Regions from separate parts of the Homo sapiens genome. Here all the other regions are linked to region 4. Evidence: chromatin loops called from intact Hi-C (ENCODE). Cell type or tissue: heart left ventricle. All regions are shown on one strand. Region 1 overlaps SLC8A3 (solute carrier family 8 member A3). Region 2 overlaps TTC9-DT (TTC9 divergent transcript). Region 3 overlaps LOC100506358 (a long non-coding RNA gene). Region 4 overlaps LINC01269 (long intergenic non-protein coding RNA 1269).

What was found. Peaks named below come from ENCODE experiments on the same cell type or tissue, not always from the same donor. Only the 100,000 strongest peaks of a DNase experiment are listed, where the experiment ranks them.
Region 1: it touches region 4 in a loop (7-fold over the local background); 14 of 110 quality-filtered maps call a loop at or near these places.
Region 2: it touches region 4 in a loop (15-fold over the local background); 78 of 110 quality-filtered maps call a loop at or near these places.
Region 3: it touches region 4 in a loop (9-fold over the local background); 9 of 110 quality-filtered maps call a loop at or near these places.

Annotation. Positions count from the first base shown.
Region 1 is chr14:70,042,589-70,050,588 of GRCh38, reverse strand. It overlaps SLC8A3 (solute carrier family 8 member A3), which reads left to right. Exons shown (of 7, transcript NM_182932.3): 6 at 1,547-1,822; 7 at 4,266-6,374. The coding sequence ends at 4,642. Among named protein-coding and RNA genes, the nearest start is that of SNORD169, 68 kb to the right of the region's middle. In heart left ventricle, a CTCF peak has its summit at 4,392 (motif pointing left); a DNase peak (open chromatin) is centred at 4,378; H3K27me3 peaks cover 2,903 bases.
Region 2 is chr14:70,618,746-70,626,745 of GRCh38, reverse strand. All of the region lies in intron 2 of TTC9-DT (TTC9 divergent transcript), which reads left to right. Among named protein-coding and RNA genes, the nearest start is that of TTC9-DT, 19 kb to the left of the region's middle. RefSeq lists an enhancer at 4,405-4,524. In heart left ventricle, a CTCF peak has its summit at 4,426; no DNase peak of the experiment used is centred here.
Region 3 is chr14:69,813,989-69,821,988 of GRCh38, reverse strand. It overlaps LOC100506358 (a long non-coding RNA gene), which reads right to left. Exons shown (of 2, transcript NR_149012.1): 2 at 6,022-6,724. Among named protein-coding and RNA genes, the nearest start is that of SLC10A1, 21 kb to the right of the region's middle. In heart left ventricle, CTCF peaks have their summits at 2,909 and 3,117 (motif pointing left); no DNase peak of the experiment used is centred here; H3K27me3 peaks cover 3,298 bases.
Region 4 is chr14:70,710,006-70,718,005 of GRCh38, reverse strand. LINC01269 (long intergenic non-protein coding RNA 1269) reads right to left here. Exons shown (of 4, transcript NR_125769.1): 4 at 5,853-5,996. Among named protein-coding and RNA genes, the nearest start is that of LINC01269, 15 kb to the right of the region's middle. RefSeq lists an enhancer at 6,945-6,994. In heart left ventricle, CTCF peaks have their summits at 3,609 and 3,809 (motif pointing right); no DNase peak of the experiment used is centred here; H3K27ac peaks cover 250 bases; H3K27me3 peaks cover 884 bases.

The sequences.
Region 1 (8,000 bases), 670 kb after region 4:
AGTTTATAAAATGTGTTGCATTGACTCTCCAACAAAACACTCTGGATGATTCCATACCCCTCCCTCGGCATTTACTGACAGGCTCCCTCAGTAGTGACCCACAGCACAGCCGGGAGTCCTAGAAGCCTGAGGGGACTGCTGGTTGGAACAGGGACGGAAAAGGTCTCCCAACCACCATCACTATCACCTCTCAGCACCACTGAGGCCTCCTGGCCTTGTCTTTTATTGAGAGACTTTGTTGTCATAGCAACCCACAGGGTCATATCCCCAAGGCCCCAGAGCCAGAGCAAAAAGACAGCCAGGAAGAGAGGTTTGCTGCTGCTGCTGCTGCTGCTACCCCACTTTTCTCATCACCTGCTTTAGATCTTTCTAGCTCCCCCTCTGATGACCTGACTGTGCCCCTCAAGACAATAAACGGAATGTAGGCCACATCATCTACCCTGCTCCTTTTACAAAGGAGGGGACTGAGGTTCAGAAATAAGAGATGATTTACCCCAGCTTACAGATTTTCTTCATGGCAAAGCTGGAATGAGAACCCAAGTGTTCTGACTCCTGTTCTTTCAAACCCCAGCTTCTACCGGTTATGCCAAAACATGACAGAAGTTGCCGTTGGCAAGGCACAGGCATGCCTCAGCATACCCTCCCCTCCAGGGCTGCTGAGTGGGCAACTCTGCCCACATTTCCTGGCAAGGACAATCAAGGCCCATCCTGCTTTTTCCCATGAGATGTTTGGAGGAGGGCACTGGCTCTGCAGTATATTCTCGTGATCTGGAATGACAGCCATCCCTCAGGGGACAGATAATGACCAGAACCACAATGGTTATTGCAGCAGTCAGGTCAGAAAATTTGAGAGGAGCCCTGCTGGCATCCAGTGAAGAGTGGCCACACCGAACTGATTTCACTTCTCTCCTTAGACAACAAAATGCAGCCTGTGCATTCTCCTTTCTTTTTTTTTTTAATTATACATTAAGTTCTGGGGTACATGTGCAGAACATAGAGTTTTGTTACATAGGTATACACGTGCCATGGCGGTTTGCTGCACCCATCAACCCGTCATCTACATTAGGTATTTCTCCTAATGCTATCCCTCCCCTATCCCTCACCCCTGACAGGCTCCAGTGTGTGATGTTCCTCTCCCTGTGTCCATGTGTTCTCATTGTTCAACTCCCACTTATGAGTGAGAACATGCAGTGTTTGGTTTTCTGTTCTTGTGTTAGTTTGCTGAGAATGATGGTTTGCATCCTCCTTTCTTTCTGCTCCACTGTCTTGTCCCTCTTAATCTCCTTCTTTCTTCTCTTCCTTATTCCCTGGCCCTCTCTCTCCCACTCTACCTTGGTGCCCTGCATTCAAATTGACCTATGAGGCAGCCCAAATTGTTTCCCCACTATTTTCTGGCACGCTGGCCCTGGCCCCCACCAGCTGCCCAGAAGACAGCTGGAGTCCCCTTCTAGCGGATGATGCCTGTGGTGCGGGTTGGGCTTGACTTTCTCATGAATGATTATCTGACTTCGTTACCCGTTCTCTTGCCTGTTTATCTTGCCTTCAGCAGGGGATGAGGATGAGGATGAATCCGGGGAGGAGAGGCTGCCCTCCTGCTTTGACTACGTCATGCACTTCCTGACTGTCTTCTGGAAGGTGCTGTTTGCCTGTGTGCCCCCCACAGAGTACTGCCACGGCTGGGCCTGCTTCGCCGTCTCCATCCTCATCATTGGCATGCTCACCGCCATCATTGGGGACCTGGCCTCGCACTTCGGCTGCACCATTGGTCTCAAAGATTCAGTCACAGCTGTTGTTTTCGTGGCATTTGGCACCTCTGTCCCAGGTGAGAGTGAGAGGTGCTTGAATTTGCAAAGAGGATTTTACCTGGTTCAAATGACCCCTGGACTCCATCTCATTATCTTCCACACCATCTCAGATCTGAACTTAACAGAGCCTCTGCCCTTAAAGTGCACAAAAGTCAATCAAAGAGATGAATAATGACATTAGTAATGACAGCTAATATTTCTTGAGCACTTTCAATGTGACAGACACCATGTGTGTTCAGCAATTTACACATTTACATTTTCCCCCTGTAATGTTTCCCAAAGCCCTATTAAATAGGGTAAGTTATTATCCCCACTTCACAGACAAAGAAACTGAGGCCCACAGAGGTTAAGCTACATGCCCAAGTAAGTGGTCCAATTTCTTAACCTCCACATTATGTGAGTAGACCACAAACAGTGAAATTAAAAGAATGTAGATATTGTTCTCCTTCTATTTACCTCTGGCGATCTCTGAGAGGTTAAAGATTAGCCAGCTCAAAGATATCAAAGGAGAAATGCCCACATACATTCTTGGCCTCCTCTACTTGGAAGGACACTGTGAGTACAAAGTATCTCCTAGCAGGACAGCCAAAGGAAGTTCCACAGCTTTTATCTTTTTATAGGATGAATTACATACTCTTTCTTTTTCTTAGGAACACTCAGAGACAAACAGAAAGGAGCGGACATTCCTTTACTCATTGAACAAATATTTACTGAGCACCTATTATGCCTGTTACAGTATTGTGCTAGTTTTTGGGACTATAGTGAAAGGCAAGATACACATGCTTCCTTCTCCACGTGGAGTTTATAATCTACTGAAGGAGGCAACTCTCAACTACTGTAATTAAAGTTATCTTGTTAAATCCTAGGAAGAAAAAGAAAAGGTACTGCATACGGAAGGAAGTTGGGCCTGAATGTAGGAGTTAGCAGGTAGACAGGGGCTGCACTAGCCCAGGTTCTTTACTTAATTCAGTTAGGGGCTTTGGGGCCTCTGAACTCTGAACTTCTGCCAGGGAGCTGGCATCCCAGTTGCCCCAGAAAGAAACAGAGCACATCCTCCTGCAGGGAAGTTAGGCTGAATCTCATCAGACAGGACTTTTCTGGCTGGGCCAAGGGAAATCTTTCCTGTACCAAGCAAACATATCCTTCAAGAGAGTAGCTGAATTCACATCAAATTCTAGGAAAACCTCTTTCCAAAACCCCAGCGCAGGCCAGCGGTATTATTTGTCCATTAGTGATGCAAGAGATTTAGCTATCGTGGAAATGCATCAGAAGGTTGGAAATTAGATGGATGATCCCAGGAAGGCCTGTGGATGAGATGCCCTGTGATCTCTGTTCTCCAAGCCTTGGGGGACCTGAACTATCAGAGGGGAGGGAGGAAATATGGGGGAAAGCATAGAGGTGGGAAGAAATATCAGAGGATCAGAAGCAAAAAACAACAATAACAACAGAAACAAAAACAAACAAACAAACAAAAAAACAAGGCCATAGGCAAGAAAGGGTAAGAGGTTTTCTCTGGGAGATCTAAAAAAAATGGCAATAATGAGGTAAGCCAGGCAGATACCTTTGGGCATCTCCAAGTCCTTGCAATTGGCCAAGACAACAGCTAACAACATTTGAGGCTTTAAGAAGGTTACCCTGTGATCCACTCATCTGATTTAGTGGCTTTGGCTGAAGCTCTTTGGATATAGTTGAAGGTATGGAAAGGGTCCTTACATGAGGACTTTAGGGTCAAGTCTCTTGCTAACATCCTATGTGACCTTGGGTAAATTCTTTGACCCTTATTTTTCTTACCTGTAAAATAAAAGAATTGGGCTAGATGTCTCTGACAGTCCTCCCTGTATCTACAATCTGTGCCAAGATCTAAAGTCAAACACCCTGCAAGGCCCTGTGATACATATATAAACCACAAAGACAGAGCCCCGTCTTCCTTGAGTCCACAGTTCACCCTGCATGTCCCCATCATGGTTCCCCAACATGTCCTCTGTCCCCAAAATCCAGCACCTCACCCAGTGCTCAATCAGTAGGCATTGCTCAATAACTGTTGGTGGTTCGTGAATAAATGCCCCATATGACAGTTAAAATCAGGCATCTACTCCAAGCAGCTTCCCAGGGTGTCAAGGTTCCCTGGGGAGATATTATGGGATGGCAAACTTCCCTTACTGAAAAAGTAGTCAAAGGAGAACAATAAGCCCACTCAGTAAATATCAGAACTGGAAAGCCCTTCAGAATCTTTCAGATCACTGCAGATGAGGAATGGGAAGCCCAGACTAGGGATGTGACCTACCCAGGGCCACACGGCTTGCTTGCGGCAGAACTAGGAGTTAGGAGTGGCCCCCTAGCCCTTGTCTCTCATTCCTGGGTTCAGCCCACCAGCTCAAGCTGCTTTTTGGGCATACTGGAAGACAAGCCCTGCACACCTTAGCCTCCTACCAGTTCCCATGTGTCTTTGTCCTTTTCCAGATACGTTTGCCAGCAAAGCTGCTGCCCTCCAGGATGTATATGCAGACGCCTCCATTGGCAACGTGACGGGCAGCAACGCCGTCAATGTCTTCCTGGGCATCGGCCTGGCCTGGTCCGTGGCCGCCATCTACTGGGCTCTGCAGGGACAGGAGTTCCACGTGTCGGCCGGCACACTGGCCTTCTCCGTCACCCTCTTCACCATCTTTGCATTTGTCTGCATCAGCGTGCTCTTGTACCGAAGGCGGCCGCACCTGGGAGGGGAGCTTGGTGGCCCCCGTGGCTGCAAGCTCGCCACAACATGGCTCTTTGTGAGCCTGTGGCTCCTCTACATACTCTTTGCCACACTAGAGGCCTATTGCTACATCAAGGGGTTCTAAGCCACACAACAGAGCCTCCAGCAGGGCAGGCCTAGGACTTCTCCTAAGAGAAGGGCACTTCCCCACCAGTGATCTCTCCCGACTGCACTGCCCTGGAGAGGCAGCATCAGGACCTAAGCCCCAGGAACTTCACCCAACTTAGGCCCTGGCAATTAACTGAAAGGGCAAAGTCTTAATCAATCAAACAATGGAGGAATCACCGACTTTACACAGTATTTAATTGAATACAAACAAGCAACAGCAACAAATCCACCTCCACCCCATCTCCCCCTCATATCCCTGACCCAAAGCAAAGGTCAGAGCCTTTCGCCTCCTTCTATTCCATCTTTTGATTATTCCTTTGCCTCTCATTTCTTTGGAAGCAGGGTTTCTCCTCTCTGCCCAATTCCATATGTCCCTATTATCTCACTCAGCTGACAAGACGTGAAAATGAGTCACATTCATGTGGCTGGGGTGGGGTTCTTTTTTCATTGTAATCATTATTGTGGTTGCTTTCGTTTTGCCATTAGGTTTTGCTTATTATTTTGTTTTGTCTTTTTTTTCTGAAGTGAGTGAAAAAGGTGCCACAAAGGAATTCCAGGTCCGAGCCAACAGAGAGAAACATGAATTTTTAGACACATGCTCTCCTGCCACCTCTTGGCTCCATCAAGATCCAGTTCCCCATCTCACTGTTTTCTCTGAGTTCTTGGGAGGAGTGATGGTGTTGGGGTAGAAATAAGCTCACTCACCCACGCAGGGTACTAAAGATCTTACAGGAGCTTCAACTGGAGCAGGAGGAGCTTTTTATGCTTATGTTGAATCAAGTCAGATACAAAAAGCAATTGTCCCTCTTTGCCCAAGCCTTTCCAATTCTGTGTGTCTTGTTGTGTCAGTGTCCACTTGTGTATCCTTCTGCAGGAAGACCCGCCAAATAGAAGAGATGGGACAAAAATAGGAATGGTGTGTGACGACAAAGGGCTACTGGAAGAACAAAAGGGATACAGGCCTTCTTGATTATCTTTGGCTTTGTACCTGAGGCAGGAGAGAAGAGATGTCCAACCAGTGAGATCTTTAAGAGAAAAGTTTGTATTTTAAATGTCAATGTGCCTGAGAAATGTCAGCTTCACCACGCTCTTGCTTCCTAATGCTCTATACAAAGAGGGCTGACTATATTTCTTGAAGTGGTGTAAAAACTTAGAGATTTTATAAGAGAACCAGGGGCTCCCTTCACCTCTCCTGGTCCCTCAGGTCACATATGAAAGCATTTTTACAAGATAGGAACTGGAATTCCTCATTTCTCCCATGTTCCTGCTTGTTCTTAAACTTCATGAAGCTATTTTTCCAGCCTATGGGGTAGTTCTTGCTCCAGTAAGAGGAATCTTAGTTGTCATAATCCCTTGGAGCCTGGGTTTTTGGAGAAAGAGATCTCCGTGCCCTACAGACCTTTTCTCAACGAATGTGGGAAGGACCTGGCTTTAAAACACGCACACAAACACACAAATAAACAGACATAAGATGTCATCACGAAACTGCCCACGGATCTTTAGGCTTTCTGCATTGACATAAATACATTTTCTAAGGGGGGGGGGGAAGAAATTAAAAAACACCTGTTAATTTTAAACACATTTTTTAAGAAAAAAATAATTAAAAAAGAAACAGTGCTCATGTCATAAGCTATGTTGACAGTTGCCAGTGGAAATGTTGGGTTGGTTCAAAAAAAAAATAAAAGCTATACTATATCTCTCTACATACAGCTTGCTTCTACCTGTGTTTCTTCAGTGAAAGGTCCAGGGGGCCACTGTGGGCTTCTTGTGAGGAGACGTGACTCAGGTGAAGGTGTCACCTCCTCTCACACTCAGGTGCCAATGTGTCAGACCCAGTATATTCTAAGCAAAAATACTTCAGGAAAATGCCACTTGTCAAAACCTGGACTTTGCGAAGTTGGAAGATGTAAGTAGTAGTAAAAGCTGTGGTAATTATGGAGGAAGGAGGTTTCTGTATCAGAAAGGCATTGGCCGTGACAGACTCCAGCTAGGAAAACAGTGCCCTGCACCTATTACCAACAGACATGTCTTCACTCATTCATTTACTCATCATTCATTCAACAAAAAATTTAGGAGCATGTTGAATATATTGAATGACACTCTGGTGATACAAAGAAGAGCAAGACATAGTTCCTGACCTCAAGAAACTCACAGTCTAGGCTGGGCATGGTGGCTCATGCCTATAATCCCAGCACTTTGGGAGGCTGAGGTGGGTGGATCGCTTGAGGCCAGGAGTTCAAGACAAGCCTGGCTAACAGCTCTACTAAAATTTTTAAAAGTTAGCCAGGCATGGTGGCACATGCCTGTAATCCCAGTCACTCAGGAGGCTGAGGCACAATAATTGCTTAACCCAGGAGGCAGAGGTTGCAGTGAGCCAAGATTGTGCCACTGCACTCCAGCCTAGGCGACAGAGCAAGACTCTCTCTAAAACAAAACAAAACAAACAAACAAACAAACAAAAGAACTCACAGTCTACATGGGGCAAGTGATCAAGAAGCCCACTAAACTTGTTCAAAGAACAGGGGCAATACTGCGAAGGCCTGGTGGCAGGATCTTGTGGAACCCAAGGCAGGAGGCACAGCCAGGCCGTAGGAGCCTGAAAGCCATCAGGAACTGAGCCCACATTCCCTACCTCCCCCAAGCCACCTGGCCTCTCTCACCCTTGCTTCCCTCTGCCCATTGGGCCCATCCTCTTCCTTTATCTCCCAAGGTGCTTCCTCTGATTTATTTTCTTGCACATAGCCCAGCACAGTCACCAGCCCTGACACTATATCATGACCTCACAGCTTTGATCACCACAATGAACTGGAACTTCCCTCTTTTCCTCTGAGTGCAAATTCTCTATCAAGAGAATATGGTCAACTCTCCATCTCCAGAGGGCCATTCTGAGAAGGCAGAATCCTTTGTAGAAGGCAGTCACAGTGCCTATGGACTGGGTGCTTTGTGTCAAATGTTCACTTCTGGTACAAACAACCCAGGTGTGGAGAGGAGGGTGATGATCACATTGTAGGTACTATTGCCCCTTCTAAAAGCCAAGTGATGGGAAGAGGTTTATGATGCATGTGGACACCAAAGTGCAAATGCTAATGGCAGTCCTATGCCCTGAACACTCTAAGAGTGACCTAAACAGAATGCCATGGGAACACAATGGAAGGAAACATTAACTCAGCCTGGAAGAATTGGGAAAGACTTCACAGAGAATGTAACAGGTAAGTAGGATCTTGAAGGAAGATGAAATCATGATTTACTTTGGTGAGGGGCTTCATATTGAAGGATGGACAAAAAGTGAACAGCACATTCAAAGGCACAAGGGTAAAGCATGACACGGCACAGTC
Region 2 (8,000 bases), 91 kb after region 4:
TTTGATAACTTTTATTTCTTTTTCTTACCTAATTGCTTTGGCTAGGATTGCCAATCTATGTTGAATAGAAATGGAGAGAGTAGAAATCCTTGTCTTGTTCCTCATCTAAGAGGAAAAGCTTTCAGTATTTCACCACTGAGTATGATTTAGCGGTGAGCTTTTCATAAATGACCTTTGTTTTGTTGAGGCAGTTTCCTTCTATTCTTAGTTTGTTGAGTTTTTTTTTAATCATGAAAGTATGTTGAATTTTGTCAAATGCTTTTTCTGCATTGAGATGATCATGTGTTTTTCCCCTTTCCTTCTGTTAAGTGGTGTATTACATGGGTTGATTTTTATATGTTGAAGTATTCTTACATTTCAGAAATAAATCCCACTGGGCTATGGTGTGTAATTTTTTTTAACATCTGACTGAATTCAGTTTGCTAGTATTCTCTCGAGGATTTTTGCATTAATATTCCTCCAGGATATTGGTCTATAGTTTTCTTTTCTGGTGGCTTTTTTTTTTTTTTTTTTGGCTTTAGTCTCGGGGTAATGCTAGCCTCATAGCCTTATAGAATGAGCTTGGAAGTATTCCCCATCTGCCATTTCTTAGAAGAATTTCAGAAGAATTGGTGTTAATTCTTTAAATGTCTGATAGAATTCTCTAGTGAAGCCCTCTGGTCCTATACATTTCTTTGTTTAGAGGTTTTTGATCACGAATTCAACATCTTGTTATTGATCTTTCATATTATCTATTTCTTCAGTATTTGATTCAGTCTTGGTAGGTTGTATCTTTCTAGGAATTTATCTGTTTCCCTAGATTATCCAATTTGTTGGTGAAAATTGTTCATAGTATTATCTTATAATTCTTTTCATTTCTGTCATATTGATTATAATGTACCCCCTTTAAAAAATTTTGTTATGTGAGTCTTCTCTTTTTTTTTTTTTTAGTATATCTAGCTAATGGCCTGTCCATTTTGTTGATCTTTTCAAATACACATTCTTAGTTGTATTGATTTTTCCTATTGTTTTTCTATTCTTTACTTTGTTTACCTCTGCTCTAATCATATTATTGTTCCTTCTCATAGCTTTGGGTTTAGTTCTTCTTTTTCTAGTTTCTGAGTGTAAAGTTAGATTGTTGATTTGAGATCTTTATTCTTTTTTAATGTACGCATTTACAGCTATAAACTTCTGTTGTGGTGGACCCATATTGATTCCATTGATTCACATTGATTCACAGAGGCTGAAGAAGAGACCAGAGCCAGCGAACAAGACATAGGGTTTATTGGGGACTTATGCACACAGTCGTCCAGGACCAGTGAGCTGGACAGGCAAACCACTCCCATTTGTATCATGCATGTTATACCACATTTTCATTACACTCCCATGTAAATCATGTATGTTATACCACATTTTCATTTAGCAACCTCCACTTAACAACCTCCACTTGGTAACATCCATTTAACTCAAAACAAAGGGCCTTGATCCCCTGTACAGCCTACATTCGAAGGGATGGACCAGGGGTTTGGATGTTCTTCATAGTTAAGGAGTGAATTTCCAGGTTGGCCACTCCTGAATTCCTTAGCTTGAAACTCTGAACACACATTCTTCCTAGACCATAGGGTCATTCTCAGGGTATGCTTGAGTTATTGCTGTCACATGTGTCTGCCATACAACTTCCCTCTTAGCACTGTTTTCACTGCATCCTGTAAGTTTTTGTATGTTGTGTTTTCATTTGCAGTTTTCTCAAGGTATTTTCTAATTCCTCTTATGATTTATTTTTTGGCACATTGGTTGTTTAAGAGTGTGTTGTTTAATTTCCACACATTTGTACATTTTGTACATTTGTGGGTTTTTTTACAGTTATCCATATGAACGACTTTTTTTTTTTTTTTTTTTTTTTTTTTGAGACAGGGTCTTGCTCTGTCGCCCAGGCTGGAGTGCAGTGGCAAGATCTCAGCTCACTGCAACCTCTGCCTCCCAGGATCAAGTGATCCTCCTGCCTTAGCCTCTTGAGTATAGGCATATACTATAGGGACTATAGGCATGCACCACCACACCCAGCTAAGTTTTGTATTTTTGGTAGAGACAGGGTTTCACCATGTTGCCCAGGCTGGTTTTAAACTCCTGGGCTCAAGCAATCCTCCTGCCTCGGCCTCCCAAAGTACTGGGATTACAGGTATGAGCCACCATGCCTGGCTGAAAACATTCTTTGTGTGATATCAATGTTATTGAATTTGCTAAAACTTGTTCTGTGGCCTAATTTGTAGTCTCTCCTGGAGAATGTTCCACGTGCATGCAAGAAGAATTTATATTCTGCTGTTGTTGGATGGAGTGTTCTGCTTATATCTGTTATGTTCAATTGGTCTATAGTGTTGTTCGAGTCCTCTTACTGATGTTATTGATGTTATTTGGTTGTTCTACTCATTATTGATGTTATTTGGTTGTTCTATTCATTATGAAAGTGACCTTTCTCCTTTTAATTCTGCCAAGTTTTGCTTCATATGTTTAGGAGCTCTGATGTTTGGTACATAAATATTTGTCAGTTATATCTTCTTAGTGAATTGACCATTTTATCATTACATAATGTCCTTCTTTGCCTCTTGTAACAGTCTTTGATTTAAAGTCTATTTGGTCTGATATTAGTATAGCCACTGTTGCTCTATTTTGATTATCATTTGCATAGAATACCTTTTTTCATCCTTTCACCCTCAATCTCTGCATGTCCTTAGATCTAAAGTGAGTCTCCTGTAGAAAGGAAACAGTTGGATCCTATTTTTAAAAACTGATGTAATCAATTTCTGTTTCTTGATTGGGGAATTTAATCCATTTACAGTTAAAGTAATTACCTATAGGGAAGGACTTACTATTGCCATTTTGTTCATTGTTTTGTGTATGTCCTATAGCTTTTTTCTTCCTCATTTCCTCTGTTATTGTCTTCCTTTATATTTCATTTTTTTTTGGTAGCAATGTGATTGGATTTACTTCTCATTTTCTTTTGTGTATATTCTATAGCTTTTTGTGGTTACTATTCTAGTTATGTAAGACATCTCAAAATGATAGCCTTCTACTTTAAATTGATAACAGCTTAACTTCATTGCAGACAAAATTCTGCTCCTTTGCAGCTCTACTCTCCCCAGATATTACTGATGTCATACACTACTTCTTTATACATTGTATACTCATTAACACAGATCTATTTTTAAAATATTTCTGTCATTAATATTTTATGCACAAAAATTATAACAGTATAGGTTTCTATATTTGGCTATGTACTACCCTTACCAGAGAACCTTCTATTTTCATATGGCTTTGTGTTGCTCTCTACTGTCCTTTCATTTCAACTTGAAGGACTCCCTTTAGTATTTCTTATAGAGAAGGTCTAGTAGTAATAAATTCCCTCAGCTTTTGTTTATTTCAAAGTCTTAATTTCTTCGTAATTTTGGAAGAACAGTTTGCCAGATACAGTATTCTTGGTTGACTATTTTTTTCCTTTCATCACTTTGAATATATCATGCCACTCCCTTCTAACCTGTAGTTTCTGCTGAGAAATCTACTGATAATCTTATGGAAGTTTCCTTTTATGTGACAAATTGCGTTTCTCATGCTTTCAAGTTACTCTCTTTGTCTTTGACTTTAGAGTTTGATTACAATGTGTTTTGGTGTGATTCTTTTTGGATTTATTCTGGTTAGGGTTCTGAATTGAGCTCTTGAGTCTGTATGTTCTTCTTTTTCCTCAGATTTAGGAAGTTTTCAGCCATTATTTGTTCATATAAGCTCTCTGTCCCTTTCTCTCATTCTTTTTCTGAGATTTTAATAATACATATATTAGGCTACTTGATAGTGTTTTGTAAATCCCTTGGGCTGTCTTCACTTTTCTTCATTTTTTTTCTTCTTGCTCCTCTGACTCAGTGACTTTACATGATCTGTCTCTGAGTTTGCTGACTATTTCTTTTGCCTGATCAAGTCTGCTGTTGGATCCTTCTACTATTTTTTGTACCGTTATTATATTTTTCAGCTACAGAATTTGTTTGGTTCTTTTTTTATAATTTCTATCTCCTTGTTGATATTCTCATTTTGTTCGTGCATCATTTCCCTGATTTTATTTAGTTGCCTATCAGTGTTCACTCGGCCCAGTGTTTGTTATCTTTTAGATAGCATCTTTATGATAGTGTTTGTTATCCTTTTGGTAGCATCTTTATGATAGTTATTTTAAATTCCTTTTCAGGCAACTAGTAGATCATATTTCTTCAGAATTGATTTCTGGAGTTTTATTTGATCCTTTGTGCCAAATTTCTCTGTTTCTTTGGATGTCTTAAAATGTTTTGCTAGAACTTGGCCATTTGAAGACCTTTCCTAGTCTTTGGCTTCATACAGGGAAAGACCTTCACCAATCAACCCTGCTGGAGGATCTAGGACCTCTCAAACCTTTTCTGATCTCTTACTCCTTCTGGTGTCTGCCTGTGGAACTGCGACTCTAACCTGCTACTCACCTCTGTTTTTAGTGGCTTCCAAATGCTTGACCTGGTCCTGTCAGCACTGATTTCTGTTAGGTGAGACAGAAACTAATCCCTTGGGCAGCCCCCAGATAAGCCAGAACATTCAATGCATGGCTCATTCTTCTGTTTCCATCCCTGAGGGTGGAGCCTTGGAGTAAGGGGTTTCTCCAAAGTTGCTCAGGTTTATGCCACGTAGAGGAAAGGACACAGATGGGCATGCCAGATGTTGCAAAATTGTCTATCCATTTTGCCAGAATCTCTTCTTGGTTTTACAATGACCTGGGTGCTGTAGCTTTTCAACCTGTCTCTAGAGTTCATTCTGACCTGTATATTGTTAACTCAGTGTCCCTGTGGGGAAAGGAGGGCCTGTATCTTCCTATTCCACCATCTTGCTGACAACACTCCCTCCCGCTAAAGTCTTTCCATCTATTCCCTTTGGATTTGAGTACCTGAATGGTATAATGTGGTTCCTTTGGTGTCCTAATGTTGAAACTAGGATGTCATCAAGGTTTGATGTGTGAAAGGGGCATTTCAGACCCAGCAATAGAGACCTCTTTCTGAACAGATGGCTATTTCCATGTTCCTCAAATCACTCTCTTGACTACCACACATGTTTGAATTGTGTGGGATAGCTCTGGTTGCCCTGTGAAAACTGTGGAATATGCGTTCATAATCATGGAGCTCCTGCATATGGCCAGATTTCCTTTCCCTTCTCTTTTACCCAAGATGTTTTCAGATCTGCAGAATTGCATCTGAACTCCTGCAGATTCTGCTAGTGCTCCAACAGTCTGTCACCAGCCAAGCTAATCATCCATTATTTATTCCCTGTTCTTGCATTCTGCCCCAGCCCTCCCATAGGTAGAGATGCTGAGACTTTGTTGGTAAACTCAGGACTAGAGTGTGGGCCAAGGAGGAAGGTATTTGGGCACAAGGGTGGGTAGGACAGAAAGAAAAAACTAGGATGAACATACAGCTTCATTTCCTCTTAACTCTCTTACATGAACCAGATAATCTTACACTAGGAATGTAAAATACCTGACTTGTCAAAACCAGAAACTCAGGGCTCTCTAAACTCCTCTAGTAAATAAAAGTTTAGGCTCACTGGTGGGGATTAAAGAGGCTGTTTAAGGATAATATTAAGAGAACCATAAAAGTACATATTATACCACAGACAGAATTTATTAACAGTTTCCCTTCTTTCTTTACCTCTTTCTTGTTTTTCTTCTTCGAGTCTTTTTTTTTTTTTTTTTTGAGATGGAGTCTTGCCCTGTCGCCTAGGCTAGAGTGCAGTGGTGCAATCTCGGCTCACTGCAACCTCTGCCTCCCGGGTTCAAGCAATTCTCCTGCCTCAGCCTCCTGAGTAGCTGGGATTACAGGTGTGTGCCACCACACCCAGCTAATTTTTGTATTTTTAGTAGAGACAGGGGGTTTCACCATGTTGGTCAGGCTGGTCTCAAACTCCTGACCTCGTGATCTGCCCCTCTAGGCCTCCCAAAGTGCTGGGATTACAGGCGTGAGCCACTGACCGGCCCAAGTCTTTCTTTACTTTGTATTTGCCAGCAACTAAGTTGCGTCTTAGTTGATAGATACATTCTATCTTCATTAAGTACTTTTCTGTGCTAAGAAGTAAAGAGACTGCATTGTTTTAAGTTGGCTGTTACTTAAGTTTTAAAGTGAATTCCCTCTCTTCTTCTACATACTAAGTTGGCTCTGATAATGCTACTACTTTGTAATATGGGTTCATAATCATGGAGCTCCTGAATATGGCCAGATTTCCTTTCCATTCCTATTACAAAGTAGGAATGCTACTACTTTATAGCATTATCAGAGCCAACTTAGTATGTGGAAAAAGAGAGGGAAGGTCTAAAGAAAAATTCAGAATCAGAATTGTTAGATCTGAATTGTGGGGCTGAAGAGCAGTTCAAAGTTGTTGTGGGAATTGGGGCCTATCAGACAGTTAGAGGGAAAGTACAAAAAAAGAGGCCAAGTGTTCATTTTCTAGTCTAACCCATTAGCTTAGAGACTTTGGGGAGTACCATGCTCAGGATTTATTTAAAATATTTTTTTAAAAATTATGGTTACTTCCTTTACCAATCCTCTTTCAGTTAAAAAAAAAAGCCAGAGAAAGGTGAAATATTTTTCTTTTTTTTTTGTCCCAATATATCTGGGGTTTGGAATTCTTCCTGAGCACTAACAAGGAAATCTAGCCAGGCTTATGCTTCTGTGAGCCAAAAGAAGAGCCAATAGAATACTGCTTGGTGAAGCAGAGGCTGCCATTGGCAAAGGAGGCTTCTGCTGTATGGAAAGGTGCTAGATTTTTCCAGAATCTAGCTAGGGAGTGTGGGGTGACTCAGCCCTTTTCCTGTACCTTTAGGGTTGAAAAATAAACCTTTCTGCCTCATTTTGGTCCTGAGCCAACCTGTGATGGTTCACCTGCCCCTTCCTTCTCAGCTACTTCCAATGATTAGGCCAAAGAACTTGTTAAACCAAGTTGAATATAAAGTTTCTAAACTTAAATATCCTAATATTATAAAGTCAATATATAATTCAAAGCCATAATTTTAGCAGTATATCTTATGTGAAATGAAGTGTGATAAGCCACCTTGGTACAGGAACACATCACGGAATCTTTGTATAGATGGCCGGGGGTGAGTAAGAGAAGAGGGTCCTTAGAGGTCACCTAGGCCAAAGTGTGGTAAGTACAGTGAAGTCTCTGAAGTTAGACTTTTCATATTCAAATCCTGGTTCTACCACTTGTCACTTGTGTGCATTGAGCAGGTGACAACTTCTCTAGGCTTGAGGTTCCTTGTCTTAAAAATGGGGACAATTGGCCGGGTGCAGTGGCTCATGCCTGTAATCCTAGCACTTTGGGAGGCCAAGGTTGGCAGATTGCTTGAGCTCAGGAGTTTGAGGCCAGCCTGGGCAACATGATGAATCCCCATCTCTACAAAAAATGCAAAAAAATTAGCCAGGCATGGTGGCTTGTGCCTGTAGTCCCAGCTATTTAAGAGGGCTGATGCAGGAGGATGAGTTGAGCCTGGGAGGTTGAGGCTGCAGTAATCCATGTTTGTGCCATTGCACTCCAGCCTGGGTGACAAAGTGAGACCCTGTTTCAAAAAATACAATACAATACAATACAATACAATACAATACAATACAATACAATACAGTACAATACAATACAATACAATACAATACAATACAATACAATAAAACTGTTGGGAGGATTAAATGCTAAAATCCTTGTCAAGTGTTTTCATTGAATTTCTAGGGCATAGTAAATACTTCACACAAGTTAGTTATTGTTGAGGTAAGTATTGTCACTGACACAAGTAAAAGATTAAAAAAAAAGGAGCCAAGATAACATTGTTGTTAGAGTATCGGCTCTGTGACCTTGGGAACACTATTTAACCTCTCTAAGCTCCAGTATCCTCTCAAAGCATTGTTGTTAGGCTTACATGAGAGAATATTGTCTCTATTTAGTTTAATATCAGCCTAACATCAGTGGTTACTATCTAGTCA
Region 3 (8,000 bases), 900 kb after region 4:
ACAGCCTATTGTGGGACCTTGTGATTGTATAAGTTAATACTTAATAAACTCCCATATATATATACAAAATAAGTTCCATTCCTCTAGAGAAGAACTCTGACTAATACAAATACTGTGACAAAGAAAGGAAAATCCAGTTAGAAAACTGAGGGGAGGGGTTCCACTTTGAAGCAGCAAACAAAGCTAAAGCTATGAAATAGCAAGGATTAAATTTAGCAAGAAATAGGTGAGATGTATGCACTTATAAGTATTTAAAACCATGCCAGGCACAGTGGCTCACACCTGTAATCCCAGCACTTTGGGAGGCAGAGGTGGGCAGATCACTTGAGGTCAAGAGTTCAAGACCAGCCTGGCCAACATGGTGAAACCCTGTCTCTACTAAAAATACAAAAATTAGCCAGGTATGGTGGTGCATGCCTGTAATCCCAGCTACTCGGGAGGCTGAGGCAGGCGAATCGATTGAACGTGGGAAGCAGAGGTTGCAGTGAGCTGAGGTGGTGCCACTCACTCCAGCCTGGGTGACACAGCAAGACTCCATCTCAGAAGAAAAAAAAAAAGAAAAGAAAAAAAAAAACCTACCTCATAGATGTGAAGATTAAATAAAATTATCATACATGCATGCTTAGCCTAATATTTGGTGTGCAGTGAATCTTAGCATTTAGTAAATGGTTACTGTTACCTCTGTATAAATATATGATAGCATATATGTGATTGTATTATGTATGCTGTGATCTCGCTTTTTAAACTTAATGTTCTATGATGGATATCTTTGCAAGTCAAAGCATGTTTTTATTATCCAGGGTTTTACTCAGCACTAACACATACCATAGGCTCAGAATATACTTGTCATGTGAATAAATTACTCTTGGCTCATCTTTTTTTCTCATTTTTGTTTTTTTGAGTCAGGGTCTTGCTATGTTGCCCAGGCTGGACTTGAACTCCTGGGCTCAAGGATTCTCCACCTCAGCCTCTCTAGTACCTGATACACAGACGTGCATCACCACACCCAGTGTGCCTCATCTTTTTAAGTTTGCTGCTGGCTGTAATGGTTGCCTTGGGTTCCAGCATGCGGATGTGCTATAAATTTATAACCAGTCCTCTGTTGACAGATATGTATTATTTATTGTGTTTAAATGATTGAAAGCAACATTATAAATACCCATTAATGGGTGCAGCACACCAACATGGCACATGTATACATATGTAACAAACCTGCACGTTGTGCACATGTACCCTAAAACAAGTATAATAATAATAAAATTAAAAATAAATAAATACCCATTAATGAGAATTCTGAGTAAATTTTGTACTTCAAGTATTTGCAAATGAGTTAAAACATTTCCACACCTCTATTACTTGTAGTCAAGTATGCCTGTAAGTCATTTCAATGATTTCCTCTAATAAAAATAAAGCTATTTCCATTGCGGGGGCTACAAGCCATGATTTCGACTGCTTCTCCACTGGAAGGCTGTCATGAGTGAGGGTTCCTCAGTGGGTAAGAGAGCCTGGCTGAGCCCCTCTTCTCCATATGCCTTTGTTAGTTTGACTCCTGTCTGCTTTTCCAGGAGAAAAAGAGTGACTTTTGTAGGTAGGAAATGACCACCAAGTGAGCAGTAAACATGGTGAAAACTTCCCTAAAGAAACATAATTCAGGAGACAGCCTGGAGCCCTAACAGCCTTTCTGTGTCGGCAGACACGGTGATTCTGAGGTCTTCAAACTGGGGTGTCACAAATGTATCACCTACAAGCACATCTCCCCCAACTACCCCAGCCGCAGGGGTCTGAAGCAGGCCCACCCTGAACTAGTCAAGATACAAATGGAGACCCTGGCCCACAGCCCATCACCCTTCTCTTCCCACCTCTAACAGCATCCTCCAGCAGAGGGGCCTTGCATGCACTTCTGTATCCAGATAACCTAGTTCCCATGTCCAGCTCTGCCTACCGCCCTCCCCACTGGCTAGACACACTGGGCACACTCCAGGGGTAGAGGTGCACACTCCAGCAGCCAGGAGAACCAGCAACAAGCCCAGGGAGGCCCTGGAAAATAGAATATGGTGCAGAAAAGTGGAAGTGCAGCAGGTAGGTACTGTGGATGCCTCATTCTAAGAGAGCAGCAACTGGAAGACAGCTGGAGCGGGACACTTGGAAGGCCAGCGCCTGGACAGAGCCCTGGCTTCCTGCTGTAAGGCAACACTGGTCTGCTGCATCCGGAAGCCCAGCCAAGGCTTTTCCACATCAGCGGTTCTCCCCGATGACGGTTTGCTACCCAGGGGCCTTGTGGCAATGTCTAGAGACATTTTTGGTTGTTGCAACTAGGGGAAAGAGTGCTACTGATATCAAGGGGGTAGAAGCCGATAGCGCTGCTAAACATCCTGCAATACACAGCCCACAGTCCTTGCCCCCAAAAAAGAACTATCCAGCCCAAAGCGGCAATAGGGCTGAGGTGGAGAAAAACTGGGATACATGCATGAGTGGGCAGGCCAGCAGATTTGGGTTCACATCCTCACTCTGCCACTGGCTTGTTCTGGGACCAATGATTTTATCTCTCTGTGCCTCCGTTTTCCCATTTGTAAAATGGGGTTAATGGTAACTGTTTCACAGGGTTGTTTTGATAAATAAAAAGGACTTGATATGTAAAGTGCCTGGCACATAGCAGGCCTTCAGAAGGCACTATAGGTGTTCCTTTATTAAATGGGGAAGGAAGTGGACTTCGTATTCTTAAATGTTGCTTTATGAACCAATTAGAAGTCTTGGAATTGGGAAGAGAAGATCTGAACCACATAAGCAAGAGAAGTGTATATTATTTCAGAACTACTGTGGTTGAAAGATCAAGGGGAAATTTGGATGTATAGAAAAATCAATACGAAAGTTGTGTTTATACACAGTGCTTTAAGAAGCTGTGAATCAGGTCAAGCTGAGTTATCCCTCTGGCAGGTTTTTCCGGCTTCCACAAAGGATTATCCATATGAAAACATCTTCCTTATCCCTTCCTTCCCCCGCATCTGCACTCCGCACCCCCCTCCCCGCCTCCCCAAACACCGCTGACGGGATTGCCCTGCACCTAAGGGACAGCAGGGCAATCCCATCAGTGATGACTTACTGCCCTCTGGTGGTAGAATTTATAAGTGCAGCTGAAATTTTGTCCGTTAGTTTGATTCCGGTGAACACAGCAAGTGCCCTACCACGTGTAAAGCATCACTTATTTAACAGCGTTCTAAGAGTTACAGGAAATGTAAAGACTGACCAACCCACACTCCTTTATAGAATCAGATGGAGACATGAGGGCTTCTGGGCAGCGGATGATAACTTGGGGCCCCTTCAAATCTCTTTAACATTTGTTTGGCTGGAGAAGGGATTCTCTAATAAAACAAAAATCATGTAATCCCTTATGCTTAAATAAGGAATTTCCTACATGTACCCATGTAAAGCTTTAATCATTCACACTTAACCAAAGAAGCTCATTTACAAGCATGTAGATATAAAGCAATGTCCAAAAGGTCTCAAAAATTTTTTGTCAGCAAAATGTTTCCAACTTTCTTGTAATTTTTCTTTTCTCTTCTGTTCTCTTTTGCAATTTTTTAAATTGGGCGATTTTTTGAGAGGCAAATTTAAGAATTTTAAATGTGGATAACAAGTCACCACTTATTGATAACACTGCCAAAACTAGTCCGAAACCTGAAAGCTGTCGTGCAACTGGGTGCCCAGAGAGTTGCCCTGCCGATCCACCCACTCACGTCTCTGCTCCTGTCTTCCAGAAGCTTATCCTCCGGTGGGGAAGCCATGGCAGGGAAACAAGGAACAGAAGGGCCTATGGAAGGTGTCCTGAGGGTTTCCAGATGTTTACCAAGCACCTTCATGGAGCACACACAAATGTGGCAAACCTTTAAGGAGGAAGAGAACACTCTCCTCCAAGGAGAGGTGGGCCCCCCCAGGACAGGAAGGATTCTGATCGGGGTCAGATCAGGGAAGCCCTTGGACGTCTTGCTAAAGAATTTGGATTTTAGGCCGGGCGCGGTAGCTCACGCCTGTAATCCCAGCACTTTGGGAGGCCGAGACGGGCGGAGATCGAGACCATCCTGGCTAACATGTAAAAATACAAAAAATTAGCCGGGCATGTTGGCGGGAGCCCATAATCCCAGCTACTCGGGAGGCTGAGGCAGGAGAATGGCGTGAACCCAGGAGGCAGAGGTTGCAGTGAGCCGAGATCACGCCACTGCACTCCAGCCTGGGGGACAGAGCGAGACTCCGTCTCAAAAAAAAGAACTTGGATTTTAATCCATTTCACACTGACGGCTGCTAAATGGGGTGTGTGTGAGTGTGCGTGTGTGTGTGTGTGTAAGTAAGAGAGAGAGACAGAGAGAGAGACAAGGAGGCAGAGAGACAGAGAAGGGCAGAGCTGGGCTTTGAGAGATTCCATGTCCCATTCTGTGTGGTAGAATAGACTGGAGAGAGTAAGATTCAAGTGCAGGAGAATTATCGGTTATGAGGGTTGAACCAATTCAGCCACTCTGGATTCTTGGAAGAGAAAGGCGAAGGCAGCAGGCATGTGGGGGCCATCTCCATGCCCCTGGCTTCTGTGGAACTCTCCAGGCCCAGGTCCCTCCTCTCTGCTGCTGTGTAGTGACTGATGGGAAGGGTGAGCTCAGGATAAGGAACCAAGCATTGCAGTGCAGCCCTTCCTTTCCCCCTCCCCGCGGGGGACCTGCTTCCAGGGGGCAGCAGCCACTTAGGTCCGGTCCTCCAGGTGGTTTTTCAGGGCGTTTTGACACCACACTCTTCTGGGTTTCTGTGGCCTCACTAGTCATTCTTTACCAGTCTCCTTTGCATCTTCTTCCTTTTCCCCAACTCTAAATGCTGAAGCACCTCAGGGTTCTGACTTCAGTCCTCTTCTCTTCCGTCTTCATGTTCACTTCCAGATCATCTCCTGCAGTCCCAGCGCTATAAATGCCACCCAAACGCTGATGACTTCCATTGTGCATCCTGACTGCCTCTAAAGTCCAGCCCCATACTCCACATCTCCACCTGGATGATGAAGGGACCGCTCAACATTTGCACATTTTATTCATGAATGGCCTCTCCCCAGACGTGTTTCTTCCCCAGGATCCCTCATTCCTGGAAAACCGATAAACCCATGGCTCAGCTCTCCCTCCTTTACCCCTGATGCTCTCCTCAGCTCTATTTCAGGATCAACACAGATCCAAGCCTTTCTTGCCACGCACTGCTCGCACTCTAGTCCACTGCTGTCCACTGGAAATATCACACAAGCTACAAACACAAGCCATGTATCTAACTGTAGATTTTCTAGATGACAGATTTTAAAGTAAAATGAAGCAAGCAAGATGAATTTTAATAAAATATTTAACCCCATACAGCGTGGTGGTCAAAATACAGTGTTATTTCCACGTGTAATCAATAGTTTTAAAAATTATCCGTGTGATATCTGATGTTCTTGTTTCTGTACTAAGCCTTTAAAATTCAGTCTGTATTTTACACTCACAGCACATCTCCATTCAGACCAGCCACATTCCAAGTGCTCATAGCTAATTGGCCAATGGCTTCCATGTGGGACAGCACAGCCGTGGCCAAGCCGCCCTCAAGCCACCTTCATCTCTGGTCTGGATTGTCGTCATCTTCCTTCTTCCACTCTTAATCCCTGGAAGGCATTTCCCACAAAGCAGCCAGAATGAATGATCATGTTGCTGCCCTCTTTAAAATGTTCAATGGCCCCCACCACTCTGAGAATACAATCACAATCAGCAGTCCCCTCCACAGCCTACACCGACCAGCGTGCCCCTTCCTCCTTAACTTTTCCTCTGCCCCTTCAGCCAAATGAGCCCCAAACCAGGCCCGCTCCACTTGTTCCCTCCGCCCAGAACACTCCTTCCCTAATCCCATTCCTGAGTCCTGCACTATGCTTCTTCTTATCCCAGCCCAGAAGTCCCTTCCAAACCAGCCAGTTGCTTGCCCATTTGTAACCTGCAAGGACCTAGGGGAACTGAACAAAGGAGGCAAATGCGGGAATAAAAGACAAAGACAAAAGAGTATATTTGGAAGAAGGGTCAGGAAGCACCTTGCCTCTAGTGGACAAGGGACCTGACCTTGTACACAGCCTTCCGTATTTATTAGGCAAAAGAGATAGTGTGAAGGGAAGTGGAAGAGGGGGTCAGCTGCTCGGTCCAGAGTAGGCTTGCAAGACTGCATTCTCTGGATGTCCCAATAGATAACCTCAAGGAGCTTGGCGTCAGGAAGCAATTGCCCTCAGCAAACCTTCTGGGGCAGGCACAGTCATGAGTTTGCCCACATTCTGTATTCATGATAAACAGTTTGCTGTTTGATCGTATAGACTCAGTGGAATGTTGGTCACGTCCCATGGGCCTTTGGCTCTCTGTATATCCTCCTTTCTGTTTATGTATTAATTGAAGGAGTGTAAGGCCAGGGTGGGCAGCTCTCATTTTCCCATTGATGGTCCATCCAACTTTACAGACTGTCCCTGGTGCTCCAGTAGTTTCTCAGCCTCCTGTGTGGTTTTCTTGAGTTGTCCCCAGGTTATGGGGGTTGATGTCATGACTGTGGTCGGCCTTCTCTCCGTCTTCGCACTCAGGCTCAGCTGGCTCATGGCTCACACCAGAGGGACCGGACCCATGGTTGGCCACCCTGGGTTCCTCCAGTCTCCCATTCCATGGTTGCACACACCTTGAGGGCACCCACACGGCTTGTCCATCTCCTGTGAAAACACAAGCATACCCTCTTCTCCACGTCAGTAAATCCACCCGACCTTTCCATTGTCCTTCCAGGGATTTCCATAATGCTTTCAGATAAACTTTCCTCTTTTCCTCTAACACTTGCCAATGTCTTTCTGCTGGAGTCTTACCATCTGTACCAGGAGTCCAAAAATGTGAAGTAAATAAGGCTAAATGTAGTTTTGATTGAGGTGGTAGTTGGCCTCCTATACCCCTTTCGTCTTTTCAACATGTGTTGTAATGTTCAATGTGCCTGCTCTACAATGCCTTGTCCTTTAGGATTATAAGGAATTCCTATTTTATGGGTTATAGCCCAAAGCTATAAGAAATTTTGAAAAGCATGACTAGTATAAGCGAGTCCATTGTCAGTTTTTAATTGTTTAAGTATCCCCATATGAGCAAATGATGACAGACAATGTCACTGTACATGACCAGCTGTCTCACCTGTTTGGCATGTAGCATGCAGCATTTGAGAATAAGTGAAACAAATTAAGCAGTTCTGGGTCTAGTGTACTTTTAACTGTAGCAGTTTCCATGTGAATGTGACTGGCTACGTTTACAACATAAGCTGAATTACAGACAATGTTGATAGGATCTGAAGCTGTGAGCTGTAAAACCTGAATGACTGTAATTAGCTCTCAGCATTGCGCTGAAGCACCAGAGGTATCTAGCTTCTCCTGTGTTAGGGGCCATTGATCCACCCGCACAGGTTTGTCACTAAGCCATTCTAATGGTAAGGCAGTGGGCAGGGGAGAAATATCAATGACCTCTGTCAGAAATCCTGATTTCCTAGCCTTTTTCTATCTGTTTTGCCAGTTACTGATATCAGGTTAGGATTTTCCTGTAGGAATTTCCCTAAACCTTTTTCACTCTGATATCCATGTCCTTCAACATTTTAAATCCTGGGTTATCAAAGTTTTCATTTGTAAGTCTCATCTCCCATGCTGTAAGTAAGTCTCAGCCCCATAAACTGATAGCTATATTTGCAACATAAGGCTGAAAAGTACATGACTGCCCATCCGGACCAAGACAAGGTAAAATCTCAGCACTCTGTTGAACACTTTGAGCTGTTCCTACTTCCACTAGGGATGTAGAAGTTAATTGCAAGAGCCAGGATGTGGGCCAATTGTCTTTAGATATTACTGATACATCAGTTCCCGTATCCATAAGCCCATAAAATTTCTTTCCTTTAATTTGTACTACACAGGTGGGTCTATTAGAGGCTATGGGTCGGGATAGATAGATTTCCCATGTAGTTGT
Region 4 (8,000 bases):
TAAGTGGTCAAATGTGAGGGAAAGAGACAAGGCAAGATGGGAAAGAGAAGAAAGGAATAGAGATCAGATTCCATCCCCTAGAAGATGATAGTCTCCCTGGTGAGACTGAACACGCTAGGATGCAGTGGAGAAGGGTACCAAGCACCACGGGACACCTGTAGATGGAGGGACATCCTGAGGGCCATGGCTAGTGTGGAGTGGCCCGATAACGTAGCACCGATTCCCACCTAGTTCTATACTTTACCCAACCTGAAAAGAAAAGACTCATCCCTCCAATCCTCTGACAAATGGTTATCGAGGGATGACTCTGGTCCCAGTTGCAGTGTGACTGGCAAATTCCAGTTCTGTGTGGGACCAGACAGGTCAATGAGTGAGGCACTCTTATGACAGTAAGATGCAGTGGGGAATGGTGCTGTAAGGAAAGGCATTCCCCATCTAAAAGCATGTCCTTAACTAATGCTCAAACACATCATCTCAGTGTTTTAAAACCCCTGAGGGTGAATGGGACAGAAAATGACTGCCACTTTTTTGGAATTTGCCATCTAGTGGGAAAATCAGCTTACCCAACAATTAAGGCACTATGATAATCTATATTTCAATATCTATCTATCTGTTAATGTCTATCTCTGTCTCTATATCTGTATTTCCTATATGGAGAGAGGGAGCGAGATAGGCACAGATAGGCAGACAAGAGGTGGGAAGTGGTGTCCCAGTTGAGACCTGGAAGATGACTAAGACTTAAATAGTCCTGGGAGTGGTGTTAATGGGGAAGCCAGGTGTTGGGAGCAGCTGTGTGAAGGGGATTGGATTTTATCCTCTGCCAGCTCACTTATCTTAAATTCCTTATCTCACAGAGCACTTTGTTCTTGCAGCCTTTTCTTTGTGATAAGCACTAGTGTTAGGCAATAACTGGTAGGGAAAAAAAGATTAATTTTTACATAGGTGGGAGATGAAGAGGGTGCTTCCAGCTGGGTTCTGCCTGTGCTATTTAGTTTGCCCTGGGGTGAGGAAAAAAATGTGTCTCTCAGGACACATTCTATGCAGAATCAGAAAAGGAAATGGAAAATAACATGTGGGGTGAGAGGTTTAGGAGATAAATTTCAGGCATAGGGGATCTTTTCTATGCTCCTATCTCTGAGCAAATGATATTAAAGTCAGAATATAACAGCCCCTCCCTCCTTCCTCCTACAACCCATCTTGGGAGTTTTGTCCCAGTAATGTAACAGTTTTCAATGTTTGGCCCGTCGATCCCTGGAGATAGGGGAGGTCAAAACTATTTTCACAATAACACTAAACTGTTGTTTATCTTTTTCACTGTGTTGACATTTGCACCGAAAAGCACGGCAGGTCAAACTCCTGGCATCTTGGGACAGGCAGAGACAGCAAATGGGACAGCACTCCTTGTATTCTCCATCACCAGGCGCTTGAAGTAATGGGAATGCCAGTTTCACTTAAGAATGCCCTTGATAAAGCAATAGTTACTTAGTAACATTACTATGTTAATTAAATCCTGACTCTTGCTTAACTATATCTTTTTAACATTCTCTGAGATGAAATGTGAAGTCACATCGTCACATCAAGTATTTCTGCTGTGTATTGAACTACAAGTTTGCCTGGAGGAAAAGCACATATGTGATTGAGTTGCGAGCTGAACTAGCTGCCTTTTTTTTTCTTTTTCTTTTTCTTTTTCTTTTTCTTTTTTTTTTTTTTTTGAGACGGAGTGTCTCCCTCTGTCACCCGGCTGGAGTGCAGTGGTGTGATCTTGGCTCACTGCAAGCTCTGCCTCCTGGGTTCAAGCGATTCTCGTGCTTCAGCCTCCCAAGTAGCTGGGATTAGAGGCACGTGCCACCACACCTAGCTAATTTTTGTATTTTTAGTAGAGATGGGGTTTCACCATGTTGGCCAGGATGGTCTCGATCTCCTGACCTCGTGATCAGCTCACCTTGGCCTCCCAAAATGCTGGGATTACAGGCGTGAGCTACCGTGCCCGGCCTTTTTTTTTTTCTTTTTTAAATGAAACACTGTTTTTACTTGAAAGGATAATTGTCAAGCAAACTATGGTTATTCAGGATTGAGTATTTCACAGATATTTTCTTGCAAGTGAACAAAGTTAGCCTGTCACTTCACTGAAAACAACTGTATTTGTTGCCAACGATGAAATTCAAGCTTTCAATTGAAAATTAGAATTTTGGAAAATTTTTGTCTATCATGAACTTGACCCTTCCCTTCCCTTCCCTTTCTCCCCTTTTCCTCTCTTTTTCTTCCCTTTTTCCTCCCCTCCTTTCTTCCTCCCTGATAGGATCTTACCCTGTCACCCAGGCTGGAGTATAGTGGCATGATCAGGACTCACTGCAGCCTTGACCTCCTGAGCTGAAGCAATCCTCCTGTCTGAGCCTCCGAAGTAGCTGGGACTACAGGGACTGCAGGCACACGCCACCACACCCGACTAATTTTTCTTTTTCTTTTCTACTTCTTTTTTTTTTTTTGGTAGAGACGGGATCTTGCTAAGCTGGTCTGGAACTCCTGGAGTCAAGAAATCCACCTGCCTCAGCCTCCCCTGCTGGGATTACAGGCATGAGCCCTCACCATACCTGGCTTTGGCAGTTTCTTGGTACCTAAAGACTTTTTTAGGAAATTGGTAACAGTATCAGTCAATGTGATTTTTTGATGTCATATAATGAAATGTGTCAACACTGAAGATCTGTATAACTCGAGGAAGCAATATTTCCCAAATGGCAGTGAATGAGATTACAAAATCATGCATGCAAAAATGCATTCAAAGTCGAAGATAGAACAGCAGGTTTTAACATAACAGTACCAAAAGTTCATGGATGTGGTTTCAGATTCTCCATTCCAGCTAACTTTTAAGAAACCATAACTTGTGGAGTTTTGGAATAATATCAAAGAAGAATACCCACAATGATCTTAAAAGGCTATTAAAATACTCACTTCTTTTCCAACTACATATCTGTGTGAGGCCAGATTTTCTTCATATGTTTCAACTAAAACAAGATATTGGAACAGATTGAACACAGAAGCAGATATGAAAATTTAGGTGTCTTTTAAGTCAGACATTAAAGAGATGTGCAAAAATGTAAAATAATGCCACTCTTCCTAAATTTGTTTTTGTTTTGGAAAATACAGATTTTTTTATTAAAATTTGTTATTTATGTTAAACATTTATTACTGTTATTTTTAAATGGATCAATAAATGTTTTCCAAAAGTTTTCAGTTTCATTTTTCTTTTTTTCTTTTTAGAGATGGAGTCTTGCTCTGTCGCCCAGGCTGGAGTATAGTGGCACAATATCAGCTCACTGCAACTTCTGCCTCCTGGGTTCCGGCGATTCTCCTGGATTGAATGCATTTTGAATGCATGATTTTGTAATCTCATTCACGGCCATTTGGGAAATATTGCTTCCTTGAGTTATACAGATCTTCAATGTTGACACATTTCATTATATGACATCATTTCATTATATGACATCCATTGATTCTCCTGCCTCAGCCTCCCGAATAGCTGGGATTACAGGTGCCTGCCACCGTGCCCCACTAATTTTTGTATTTTTAGGAGAGACAGGGTTTCACCATGTTGGCCAGGTTGGTCTGGAACTCCTGACCTCAAGTGATCCGCCCACCTTGGCCTCCCAAAAATGCTGGGATTACAGGCGTCAGCCACCGTGCCTGGCCAGTTTCATTTTTGAATAGGATAACTGTGATAGATATGACACATACTCAGGTGCTCTTTGGGGTCTTCAATCTTTTTTTTTTTTTTTTAAAGGGTACTGAAACATTTGAAACACCACCAGATGGCGCTGATGAGACCAAAGAACAGATTTTGTGTGCGTGAGAAAGGAAAAGATGGAGAGAGAGAGGGAAAATATGAAAGTGGGATCATAGTAGTGAGTTTTATGATGTGAAATTTCCCAATGGCAGTGATATTTGTAGTCGCTATAGGGAAAAAGTGACAGGCTTGGGAACCTAATCAATAGGTTTCTACAATCTAAATTAGATGAGTAGATTTATGCCAAATAATATGTTGGGCCTTTTTTTTTTTTAACTTCCTCTAACAAAAGCTAAGCACATTCCTTGGAGGAGTTCCCTGCAGCCTCAGAAACTCAGCAGATTAAACTGAAAGGGTTCAGTCTTTTCCATTTTGTGTTGCTAATAAGATAACATGAATCTCTGAGGCTTAAAGGTGAAATTTAGGCAGAGTCATTCCAGGAAGGAGTGTACTATAGAAACCTCACAGCCTGCAGCTTATCCTCATGGGTCCTTGGAAGCCCTAAGTGGGGAGGAGGAAGTTGGAGTGGAGGCTGCTGAGGTGGGGACGGGAGAGGCTGCCTCTGAGATAGAGTTAGCTGGGTCTCTGGGTGACAAAATTGTATAAACGGCAGAGCTTTGTGTGAGGAACTATAAACAGGCATGGGAAAACTTGGAGCCAAATTTATTTTTCTTTCAAGGGCTGTCGGAAATAGCTGACAAAGGCCAGAATTCTTTTCCAGAGCTGAAGTTTTTATTGGCAATGCTCTTTTAAGGGCCACTAATAAGAAGAAAAGCAAGAGTCTGACCTGAAGGTTGGCTTCATAAGTGGGTTTATGAGCTGCTGAAGAAGTGGGTGCAGTGGGGTATCAACCCTCCCTCCCCTGCAGGCTGGGGGGGTACTCACATATTCACAAACACTTTTGGGAAACCCACTATGTCTGCACTACGCACTATGCAAGGTGCTGGAGCTACAGCGGAGACTGAACTAGACATGGTCCCTACCCTCAAGAGGACTTGTTTGACAAAACAAAGTCAATACTGAAGAAATCTAAACATTTTCATGCCAATGCCCCCACCCCCTACCCTGCCCCACAACTGAGTTTTAAAGTGTTTTCCTAGTCCACTCGGCTCATTCTCCGGTAAAACATAATCAGTGCAACTGGCCCAGTCAAATGGCAGGTTTTCCACATGAAGATGAGAGTCAGCATGATACTGAAAGGGGCTCAGAAGGGCAGGGGTGCTGCTTCACCTTGACTGCCTTTTCTTCTTGCCCTTCCCCCTTCCTGCCCTTCTTCTTCCTACAAATATTTATTGAGCATCTGCTAAGTGGTACATGTTGAGACAACAAAGTTGGACAAGACATACTTTGTCCATAGCCCGGTATGTGGAGCTTACATGTATGTAAATGACAATAAGAAGGGAATTGCAAATTGTGGTTAGAGGTATGAAGAGCATAGGGGATGGAAACCAATTTGAGATAAAGATGGTCAGATAAAGTCACTACAGGAAAGTGATTTTAAGTCAGGATTTCTTAACTTTGGCACTTCTGATATTTTGGGTCAGACAATTCTTTGCTATAGGGGACTATTCTGTGCATTGCAGAATGTTCAACAGCATCCCTGGCCTCTGACCGCTGGATGCCAGTAGCACCCCCTGACTTCCACTTATGACAACCAAAAATATCTCCCAACATTGCCAAATGTCTCTTAAAGGGCAACACTGCTCCCTTTTGAGAACCGCTAATTTAACCTGAGACTTAAAAATGATGAGCTCATCCAGAGAGGATTGCACTGAGGGTTTTATAGGCCACAGTAAAGAATTTGGGATTTATTCTAAGTAGAAGGCAATCAGCATTTTCCACTGGGGTGTCATTACCTACTGTGAATTTTGAAGAGATCATTCAGGCGGTGGAGTGGAGGATGGATTAACTGGAGTCATAGACAAAGTCACAGCAGTCATAGGTGGCTGTTGCAATTGTCCACCCAAACCCAAGAAATGATGGTGGCCTCAGTTGGGTGTTGATACTGGAGATGAGGAGAAGATTAATGTTCAACATTTTCAATGTTTCACATTTCCAAGAACATCCAGGTCTTGCCAATAGATTTGATGTGGAGATTCCATCCCTAAGAATACCCCCACAGTGTTCTCTTTGCTCCCTGAGTTCATGGTGCTCTGTCCCTCATGATTCTGCTTGATGGTGAGTATTTCTTAAGCAATGGTTCCTGCTCATAAACCTGGAAAGGTAGAGAAAGCAGCACTGATTAATGAATGAAGGCCAATCACGGCTAGATCCCAATACTTCACTTCCAACTTTCAAAGCCACTGATGAGGCAAAATCCACTCAGCATCCCCAATGTAGTTGAGGAATCTTGTGTTCCTCAGTAGGGATTAATGGAGGCATAGTTATCTGGAAGCTCAGAGTGGGAATAAGCAAAGCTGTTGGTTTGCATGACACTTGGCCATGGGCCTCTTGACAGAAGCTGGAGGGTGACTGACAGGCATTTGGGATGTGGGGACTGAGGCTCTTTGGTGAAAAGCAGTGTTCCCAGGAAAGTGGGTGAGCAGCAGGGACAAACTCTTAACAACATATTAGAGGCACAAGTAAGGCCTGTTTGTGAGTTTGTTTTTAATTGCATAGAACATGGTTGCCAGGATTTTAAATTGTAGTGCTCTAAGCATGTAATTAAGCGAGAAGGCTTAGTTGGCACCAGTTGGGATCCCAAGTTGTTGATGCAGCTTATGATAATGATCTTCTGATATTAAAATTCAGAAGCTGAGTGTGTGTATGTCCCAAGCCCTATTTGTATGTTTTTCCTCTGGGCCTCCAAGCTCCAGGTAAAAATAATCAGGCTCCTTAAGTGTGTTTTTCATTGTTGGTGTGAAAATCCCTGTCTAGGTCTCGGTCTGGCTTGTGGCAATGAGGTTCAGGTGAAGAGGTTTCTGGATCTGAAATAAAGGTCGATCATCTCAGCCCAGTCATGAGCCATCCCAGTCACTAAAATGCTCCATGCAATCTCTTCTTCTGCCTAAAATCACAGGATTTTAGAGCTGGGTGTGAACTGAGCAATTATCTTCTCATTTTCTATATGAGAAATCTGAGGGCCGGAGTCATGAACTGACTTCCTCAAAGCCACTCAGCTGATGCATGGCATCAAGAAATAAACAGGGGCCAGGTGCAGTGGCTCACACCTGTAATCTCAGCACGTTGGGAAGCCAAGGCGGGTGGATCAACTGAGGTCAGGAGTTCGAGACCAGCCTGGCCAACATGGTGAAACCCCATCTCTACTAAAAATACAAAATTAGCCAGGCACGGTGGTGGGCCCCTGTAATCCCAGCTACTCGGGAGGCTGAGGCAGGAGAATTGCTTGAACCCATGAGGCAGAGGTTGCAGTGAGCCAAGATCACGCCATTGTACCACTGCACTCCAGCCTGGGTGACAAGAGCAAAACTCTGTACAAAGAAAGAGAGAGAGAGAGAAAGAAAGAAAGAAAAAGAAAGGAGGGAGGGACGGAGGGAGGGAGGGAAGAAAGAGAGAGAAAGAAAGAAAGAAAGAAAGAAAGAAAGAAAGAAAGAAAAGAAAGAAAGAAAGAAAGAAAGAAAAGAAAGAAAGAAAAAGAAAGAGAAAGAAAGAAAAAGAGAAAATAAAAGAATCAGGCCTGGAACCCAGCGCAGAGTCCCTTCTTGTGTAACCCTGAGGTCCCTCACTGAGCTCCAGAGCAGTCTCTCACCCTCCCTCCCCTACCTCCTTCCACATAAATTTGCACCCTCTTTGAAATCAGTGGCTTGTTTTCCCAGTCTTTCTGCCGGAAGTGTGATGGCGACCCTGCTGCAGAGGTTTCACGGAGAGAAAGAGGGAGCATCACAGCTCGGTAACCAAAATGCAGTGTGAAATGGTAGGAGACAGTTCACTCTTCAAGTCATCAGGGAGACATTTCACCTGGCACAAAGGCAGCTTACTTAGTGGACCATAATGGCCTGGAAGAGTTCCTGCCCCTCCCTGAAGTGAGCAATTTCCTCTGTTCAGCTCTGTCTGCACTGGCCCATTATATCCTAAACACACGGTGCGTTTACCTAGCAATTATCTGGAGTGGGAGCCAGCCCTTTCAAGAGGTCCTCTTTGATCCTTCCTAGGAATATCCTGGGAGGTGGGTGGGCAGACGGAGGGCCTCTTGCTGGAGGAGGGAAAGTAAGGCACACAGAGGGTTCCAACAGTGTCCCGGAGTCAGGACTGGGTCTCT